Regions from separate parts of the Homo sapiens genome. Here all the other regions are linked to region 1. A link is a contact called in ENCODE Hi-C or POLR2A ChIA-PET data. All regions are on one chromosome and are shown on one strand. The core of a region is the stretch at or near the end of the contact, and the rest is flanking DNA. Distances in the headings are between cores, read along the strand shown.

What was found. A loop is a pair of places that touch in the nucleus more often than their neighbours do. ChIA-PET counts read pairs that join two places held with the same protein, here RNA polymerase II (POLR2A). Pooled maps may share reads with other maps.
Region 2: a loop to region 1 is called in a map of naive thymus-derived CD4-positive, alpha-beta T cell, with 14 times the contacts of the local background. The contact joins the enhancer-like site here to the promoter of MAP1LC3B2 in region 1. A Hi-C loop is called at or near these places in 1 of 168 maps with a recorded cell type or tissue (naive thymus-derived CD4-positive, alpha-beta T cell), 2 of 37 single-sample maps with no recorded cell type and 6 of 50 pooled maps. POLR2A ChIA-PET finds 5 or more read pairs at or near these places in 1 of 52 experiments (CD8-positive, alpha-beta T cell).
Region 3: a pooled map shows a loop between it and region 1 (12-fold over the local background). The contact joins the enhancer-like site here to the promoter of MAP1LC3B2 in region 1. A Hi-C loop is called at or near these places in 3 of 37 single-sample maps with no recorded cell type and 4 of 50 pooled maps.

The regions. Positions count from the first base shown.
Region 1 is chr12:116,558,063-116,560,781 of GRCh38, forward strand. It overlaps MAP1LC3B2 (microtubule associated protein 1 light chain 3 beta 2), which reads left to right and starts at 1,319. Exons shown (of 2, transcript NM_001085481.3): 1 at 1,319-1,371. RefSeq lists enhancers at 814-1,323, 1,163-1,502, 1,723-1,772, 1,813-1,912.
Region 2 is chr12:113,207,265-113,210,155 of GRCh38, forward strand. It overlaps DRC10 (dynein regulatory complex subunit 10), which reads right to left. Exons shown (of 5, transcript NM_001330452.2): 2 at 174-995. The coding sequence starts at 902. Among named protein-coding and RNA genes, the nearest start is that of DRC10, 12 kb to the right of the region's middle. RefSeq lists enhancers at 785-914, 1,125-1,434, 1,585-1,744. Within about 2 kb of position 1,352, at least 17 of the 41 ENCODE cell types and tissues checked have a DNase peak (open chromatin) inside an H3K27ac peak, as active enhancers do; they include CD8-positive, alpha-beta T cell, where a contact is called at or near this core.
Region 3 is chr12:113,074,126-113,077,080 of GRCh38, forward strand. All of the region lies in intron 2 of DTX1 (deltex E3 ubiquitin ligase 1), which reads left to right. Among named protein-coding and RNA genes, the nearest start is that of DTX1, 19 kb to the left of the region's middle. Within about 2 kb of position 1,271, at least 5 of the 41 ENCODE cell types and tissues checked have a DNase peak (open chromatin) inside an H3K27ac peak, as active enhancers do.

The DNA.
Region 1 (2,719 bases), core at 69-2,568:
CTTAAAGTGGTTTTTAAAAAGTGCCGTGTGAGACTTCCAAATAGTACTCACGGGGAGGGAAATGAAAGGAGAGGATTGGGGAAGAAACACCTTCTATTTTTTTTTTTTTTTTTTTTTTTTAGAGACAGGGTCTTGCTCTGTCACCCAGGCTGCAGCCTGGACCTCTTGGGCTCAAGGGATCCTCCCACCTTAGCCTCCTGTGTAGCTGGGACCACAGGCGTGCACCGCCACACCCAGCTAATTTTTTTTATTTTTTTGCAGAGATGGGGTCTCTCTATGTTGCCCAGGCTGGCCTCAAACTCCTGGGCTCAAGTGATCCTCCCTTCTCGGCCTCCCAAAGTACTGGGATTACAGGGGTGAGCCACCTCACCTGTACAGCTTCTTTGGAGAATGGGCCTGGGCAGGTCAAACAGGGGCCACTCTACACCATCATGGCACAGCAAGAGCTGGGCTATGTAGGTTCAGTATTCTTTGTCATTTAATCCTTGTGACGACCTCGTGTCATCATTGCTGTTTTACAGATAAGGAACTGAGGCTCAGAGAGGTTCAGTGTCACAGCTAGCATTTCACTTACATATCACAGAGCAAAGGCTCTCTTTGTCCAGAGACAACGTGCCTTTAGGTGATAGAGCTAGGACTGGAACCCAAGTCTATCTGACTCAAAGTCCACACAGCTTGTCCCCCATCCCGCAGGGACCTCTCCACGCTAGTGAGCCCCACGAAACCCCCTCAGTGCTTCGTTCCAGTCTTTTACCTTCAAGCCCAGTCAGCGAGTTCTTTATTTCCACAAATGGTGCTATTAAACTAATGGCTTCGGGAGCTATAGGCTGGCCTCGGCACAGTTACACATCTCTCCACCCACCATGTTCTGGCTTCCAAATAAATACATTGGAAATTCCAGGAGCCGAAGCCCATTTGGAAACGTTTCCGGGCCACCATTTTGCTTTGGGATGGGCAAGAAGAGACACCCTAAACTTGAACTCCTGTCTGTGCAGCCTCCAGCCGGCCAGGCGCTAAATAAGGCCACGGCCCGTTTCCTCCTTCAAAAGTCCCTTGTAAAGGGCGATAGCAGACCCCATCAGGCAAAAAGCTGAGAAGCCAGGGTTGAAATAGAGGCCTCTTTCTGTTTGGTCAATCAGCAGCTGCAAAGGATGCGTAGGATGGAGCTAAATTTATTTGTTCCTTTCTTTCTCAGCAACAGCGACGAGGCCCGAGGTGCAGCTGTCTCGCCTCGCCTGTCTTTTGCAGGCACCGGCATGCACAGAAGATGGCTCTCCGGGAGGAAGATTCCTTTCCATTTTGTTCTCTCTCTGCCTCCGCAAGGCTCGCAGCCACCTCTCGGGAGTGCAGGGCCAGATCCTGTGCCAGCGGGTAGGAATATGTAGCTGCCTCCCAGCCCCAGGGTGGAAATCATGACCTTTGAGAAGCAGGCAAGCTGCACGGCATAGATACTCAGGCCTGGTGAAGGCAAAGTGGGGCCACACCCTAGAAAAACCACAAAAGTCCCCACAGCCTCTGCTTTCACTAGTCAGACCTGTGGGAAACTTGTAAGACACAGTCCATGTGATCGGCGGGTGGGGGCATGTTGGGAGGGGCCTTCCGAAGGCCACAGCCAGGCTGGCAGGGCAGAGTCCTTTCCAGAATTTATCTGTTTGCTTAAAGCCCAGCGGAGGGGCCACCTTCAGTCAACCCTCCAGCATACTGGTCCAAGTAGTTTTTTCAAAGTGCTTTGTGAGACTTTCAAAAGGTACCCATGGGGAGGGAAGTGAGAGGAGGAGGAGGGGACGGTGAAGAAACAGCTTCTTTATTTCTAGCCTTGCTTGAATGGCTTCTTGACGGTTACTGCTCCAGTTTTGCTGAGTCAGAAGAATCCCACAGCCGCTCACCGGAAACACAGCTGTTGGGCAAAAATAACCACAGAGCTGAGCATCATGCACCTTCCAGAAAAGATGGCAGAAAACCTCAAAACAAAAGAGAAATACAAAACAATAGGAGACACTGTCAAGAAAAAAAAAACAAAAACAAAAACCACCGCAGCTCACTAACCGATCCAAGCTGGTGGCGCTCTCCTGATCTCTCTCCACTCCCAGGCCCAGCAACGGCTCTGAAATAAAGCTAAGTTTGGCTATATATATATATATATATATATATATATATATATATATATATATATATATATGTATGTATATGTATATATATATATTTAGATAGAGTCTTCCTCTGTCGCCCAGGCTGGAATGCAGTGGCGCGCTCTCGGCTCGCTGCAACCTCTGCCTCCTGGGTTCAAGTGATTCTCCTGCCTCAGCCTTCCGACTAGCTGGGATTACAGGTGCGCCACCACGCCCAGCTAATTTTTGTATTTTTAGTAGAGACGAGGTTTCGCCATGTTGGCCAGGCTGGTCTCGAACTCCTGACCTCAAGTGATCCGCCCACCTCGGCCTCCCAAAGTCTTGGGATTACAGGTGTGAACCATCACATCTGGCCTACTTTTACACTGTAGTGGGTTTAATAGTGTCTCCCCAGTCACACCTCCACCAAAAAAAGAAAAGATATGTCCACAGTCTAATGTGCTGCAGCACCTGTGAATGTGACCTTAATGGAGAAAGGATCTTTGCAGGTGTAAATTAATTTTAGGATCTCAAGATTGAATCATCCTAGACTACCTGGGTGGACCTCAAATCCAATGACAGGTATCCTTATAAAAGGAAGGCAGATCCAG
Region 2 (2,891 bases), core at 102-2,601, 3.4 Mb before region 1:
TTGAACCTGGGAGGCAGAGGTTGCAGTGAGTCGAGATTACACCACTGCACTCTAGTCTGGACAACAGAGCGAGACTCCATCTTAAAAAAAAAATCAATCATTGAGGAAAAACCCAACCAACAAAAGATTTGTGTGGCTTCTTCAGTAATTTCAGCAATACTATGAAACAATACCTCTGCATTCCTGTTCTTCATTCTCTCCGCCAATTCCTTTTCAAGAGTATCAATGATTTGTTGGTTATTACTATTCTGTCTACTGATATCCTGTAAGAACTGGGCCTTATCCCTCGCTTCCATGGGACTAGTGAGTAGTTTTTCAAACAGGAAACCACGGAGCTCTATCAGGCTGTCAATAAAATTCTGGGCTTCTGCACTTCTACCCTGTGTCTGCATCTGCAGGAGCCTAGCAGCCTGGGGGTTGCTGAGCAAGAGTCTAAGGACGTTCTTGGTGGAGTCTTTGATCTGCTGCATAAGTGGTGAGAGGCTGGATTTCTGCAGCTCTATGGAAAGGAGGCGGTCTCTGAGCCACCCTTCCTCCTCAGCCTCTTTCTGCTCCTGCAATTGCCTTTCTTTCTCTTTCAGGCACCTGACGTTTTCAAGGAGGACCTGGCAGAGATCCTCATGCTCTCTCACTGCCCTCATGACGTCCTCCCCCAGCATCCCCTCCATATCCTCTCTGTTGGATGCCACATACGACAGCAAGGTCACCAGCTCCACCTTGTAGATCGCCTCATCCAGGATGGACATGATCCTTTTGGCCTCAATGGTGGTGAGTTTGGTCCTAGAGAGAACCAAGGGTTTTAGTGGATCAGCTGGCCTTTTAGATGGGTCTGTCTTTGGCCCTATTCTGTTGATGGCAGGGGCCTGATACAAAGGGGCCATGGCGAGAATGTCTAAAGCCATCTTGTGAGCAGCCCTCTGTGCCTCTGTAGGTCCACAGAGATGGAGACTTCGGTAGACTACTTGGGTCTCGTGCTTTTATTGTCTCTGGCCATCCTGCAAAATGAAGAAGTAGGTGTGAGTGCAGCTGTGCTGACATCTGTGTGGTTAGTGTGGCTGCAGAAACCACAACTGTTGACATCAAGAGTTCATCTTAGGTCCTCTGTCGCTTTTACACAGAACCTTTCACTGGAAGCAGTTTTCAGCTTTGTGAGGGTGTTAGGGCCACAAGGGCAGGAAGACCAAGTGTGGAGGCATCTCAGGCACATGTGTCAGGCGGGGACCAGCCAGGCATACAGACAGCATTCTAAGGATTTAAAACCAGAGACTGGTTACATCAGTGATGGGAGAGTTGAGAGGCCAACCAGGGGAAGACAAAGCCATCCCGCAATTGTCAATGGCAGGAAGCCACCACATGAAGAGATGGTGAGCCTGGGGCCCAGGGTCACCCAGGGGAAGTTTGAACCACAGCCATCAGTTCCCAGAGGAGCTAGAGACATTGCCGGAAATGCAGATTAAAGAAGGGTGGCGGTGGGGGAGGAGAAATACCCTGGTTTCTTTCTACTGCCCTTGGCCAAAACCAGCAGGAAACCAACTGACAAGCAGCCTGGGCGACGGAACCACAGGCCTCAGCCTATGTCTGAGCAGGACAGGGACAGGGCAGAATGCAGTGTAAGACTAACAGGACTAGGAATGGCACATTTTCACTGATTTTAAAGTTTTTTGGTTTGTTTGTTTATTTGTTTTGAGACAGAGTCTTGCTCTGTCGCCCAGGCTGCAGTGCAGTGCCATGATCTCGGCTCACTGCAACCTCTGCCTCCTGGGTTCAAGTGATTCTCCTGCCTCAGCCTCCTGAGCAGCTGGGACTACAGGTGCACACCACCACGCCTGGCTAATCTTTGTATTTTTAGTAGAGACAGGGTTTTGCCATGTTTGCCAGGCTGTTCTCAATCCACCTGCCTTTGCCTCCCAAAGTGCTGGGATTACAGGCCTGAGCCACCACGCCTGGCCATTTTTAAGTACTGATTTTAAAAATTGGTGGGTGAAATATAACTTTGAAATACAATTTAAAAAACTGTTTCACTAAATGTAATGTTGTATTCTGGATTGGGTTCTGGAGTGGAAAAAGGACATTAGTGGAACTGGAGAAATCCAAATCCAAATCCAAATCTAGTCTAAAGTTTAGTTAATAGCATTGTACCAACATTAATTTTGTAGGCGCTCTGTTACCCTGGCTGGAGTGCAATAGTGTGACCATGGCTCACTCCAGCCTCGACCTACTGGGCTCAAGTGATCCTCCTGTCTCAGCCTCTCAAGTAGCTAGGACTATAGGTGCTCGATGCCTAGCTAATTTTTTAACTTTTTATAGAGATGAGCTCCACTATGTTGCCCAGACTGATCTTGAACTCCTAGGCTCAAGCAATCCTCCCACCTTAGCCTCCCAGTGCTGGGAATACAGACAGGAGCCACCGTGCCGGGCCTAATTTTGTGGTTTTGACAAACACATCAAGGTTATCTAAGATGTTAACATTAGGGGGAGCAGAATGGAGGGCATACGGGAACTCTCTGTACTATCTTTGCAACTTTTCTATAAATCTACAATTATTACAAAGTAAAAAGTTTAGTTAAAAGACTATTTCAGGCCAGGCATGGTAGCTCACACCTGTAATCACAGCACTGTGGGAGGCCGAGGGAGGTGGATCATCTGAGGTCAGGAGTTCAAGACAAGCCTGGCCAACATGGCGAAACCCCGTCTCTAATAAAAATACGAGAGAATGCCAGGCATGGTGGTACGCACCTGTTACTCAGGTTAACCCCAGTTACTCAGGAGGCTGAGGCATGAGAATCTCTTGAACCTAGGAGGCGGAGGTTGCAGTAAGCCAAGTTTGCATCACTGTACTCCGGCCTGGGCAACAGAATGAGACTCTGTTTCAAAAGATAGATAGACAAATA
Region 3 (2,955 bases), core at 21-2,520, 3.5 Mb before region 1:
GTCTGAGGCAGGAGAATCGTTTGAACCTGGGAGGCAGAGGTTGCAGTGAGCCGAGATCACGCCACTGCACTCCAGGCTGGGTGACAGAGAAAGACTCTCTCTCATATATATATATAGTCAGTCAGGTAATGCCAAGTGCCAGGGAGGAAAATAAAGCAAGCTCAGAGGACAGCAATAGGAGGGCTGCACTTTTAGATGTTTGAACACACACCTGTAAGAAAGAAGGGAGGAAATGATGAGAACATCTGGGAATGGTGAGGTCATATTCCAGGCAGAGGGAACAGCCAGTGAGAAGGCCCTGAGGCTGGACAGTGCCTGGTGTATTTGAGGAACAGCAAGGAGGCCAGGGTGGCTGGAATGGAGTGAGTGATAAGGGGGAGGTAGACAATGCCAGAGGAGGACAGGGCCCCACAATGTGTGATTTCGTTGTAGGTCATGGCAAGGACTTTGGCTTTTACTCCAAGTGAGCGGAAGCCAGGAAGGATTTTGAGCAGAGGAAAGATGTGATCTGACTTGCATTGAGCAGGATCCCTCTGGCTGCGGTATGGGAAATGGATTACAGAGGCCAGTCATGAGTCTACTGCAATGGTCCAGGCAGGAGAGATAACATGGCGGGGACTGGGTGGTGTGAGTGCAGTGGGGAGCAGTGGTCAGATGTGGATGTGTTTGAAGGTGGAGATGACTGGATTTACTGACAGATTGGAGGTGGGATATGAGGTAGAAGTCAAGGATGAGACCAAGATTTGGGGGTCCAAGGAAGAGCATCCGGAAGCGCAGGAGCTGCCAGGAATTGCTATGTGAAGACTTCAGGAGGAGCAGGTTTGGGGCAGGGGAGAGCAGAGCTGAGTTCAAGGTGCCTGTTAAACCTCTCCAGGGAAGGGTCATGAACCTGGCTCCCAGGGGAGAAGACGGGGCCAAAGATGGCAGATTTTGGAATCATCAGAGTAGACACGGTATTTATCTCAATTGATCCTCTCAGCAACCCCACAAGCAACTGTTGCTACAGCTGGCAAACGCAGCAGTCTTCTATTGCATGTCTGCTTATGCCCATTTTCAACATGAGAAAACTGGGGCCCAGAGATGCTGAGTTGCCTACGCACAGTCACAGAGCTGGAAAGTCAGAAAGTCAGGACTTGAAGTGAGGGCTGTCTGCCTCCCAGCCCTGGGGTCCCACCCAGACCCTCTGCAGCTGTTCTCACTCACTCCTCCCCCAAATACTGTGTGAGAGGGAAGGGCTGGGTCATGGATGATCACCCCTCTTTTTGAGATGGGGCCACTAAGGCCTGAGGAGGCTTAAGGGACTTTCCCGCAGTTGAGGGGAAGTCAAGTGTGCAGCCTTTCTGCAGGTGTGCCAAATGAACCCAGCAAAAGACTCACTTCATCAGCCCCAAGACACAGAGCAGGCTAAAGGCTCTGAGAAGTCCTGCGGCCTGGACCTTGGGTTATCTCTGGTTAGCCCAGAGTTTCCCGTGGAGCCTTGCTGTCAGGGGAGCACGCAGAGCTTTGGCAAACATGAAGCTGTGGTTTGGAGTAAAGCCTCAGTGCCCTCCTTTATGAAAGGGGGCCCACCTGGCAGTCAGCAGTTGTTTGTTGAAGGAAGTAACAAATGAAACAAACAGATGAATGAAAGTAACAAATAAGCAAATGAAGGAATGGACGAATGCAGGGATGAGCACAAAGTGTGAATGAATTAAAAAAAAAAGAATCCATTTGTGACCTAATGAATTTATTCATTCATTCAACAAATATCGCTCGAGCACCTGCTGTGTGCAGGTGCTGGGGATATAGCAGTAAATAAAACAAAATCCCTGACCTTGTGGCTATTACATTCTAGCGAGGGGGGGACAGACAGAAACCAAGATAAATGGGTAGAATGTGAAGTATATCTGAGGGAGAAAATGGAGCGGGGAAGGAGAGAGGGGAAAGTACGTGGGGGGTGCACATTTTTAAATAGGATGATGGTAAATGAAGGAATGTCTGAATGCCTGAATACGGGAGTGGGCTGAAGATGGAGAATACATAAAGGTATCAATTTAAAAAAAGCATAAGGGGCCCAGGGGCGGTGGCTCACACCTGTAATCCCAGCACTTTGGGAGGCTGAGGTGGGTGGATCACCTGAGGTCAGGAGTTCGAGACCAGCCTGGCCAACATGGCAAAACCCCATCTCTACTAAAAATACAAAAATTAGCCCAGCAAGGTGGTGCATGCCTGTAGTCCCAGCTACTCAGGAGGCTGAGGCAGGAGAATCGCTTGAACCTGGAGGCGGAGATTGCATTGAGCCTAGATTGTGCCACTGTATTCCAGCCTGGGCGACAGAGCAATACTCTGCCTGGAAAAAAAAAAAAAAAAAAAGTGGGGCCGGTCATGGTGGCTCACACCTGTCATCTCAGCACTTTGGGAGGCCAAGGCGGTTGGATTGCTTGAGCCGAAGAGTTTGAGACTTAGCCTGGGCAACATAGGGAGACCCCTGTCTCTAAATAAATAAATAAAATAAAATAACATAATGGATGACTGCAGGCACGAATGAATGACCTAAGGAAAGAATCAATGAATGAATGAATCATTGAATGAAGGAATATATGAATATGTGAACTAGGGCATGGATAAGTGAATGAACTAATGCAAGAATTGTTGAATGACTAAATGAAATAGTGCTTAAATTAATGAACTAAGGCATGAACAGATTGATGAATGAATCATTGAATGAGTGAGCAAACTATAATGAAGAAGAGGACTGCATGGGGCCTATGTGCATGGCCTTGGTCTCTGTCTATGCCTGCCCCACTTTATCTGACTCTGGTCTGAAGAACCCCCAGGCCCCCTTTGCCCTCCCCCGCACCATCCAGGGCCTGTGATAACCCCCACTTCAGTGTCTGTCTTGGCCCTGGAGAGGTGGAGGGTGGGGGAGCCCTCCACACCTTGCTGGTTTCCTACCCCAGGCTATCTTGGCACCCC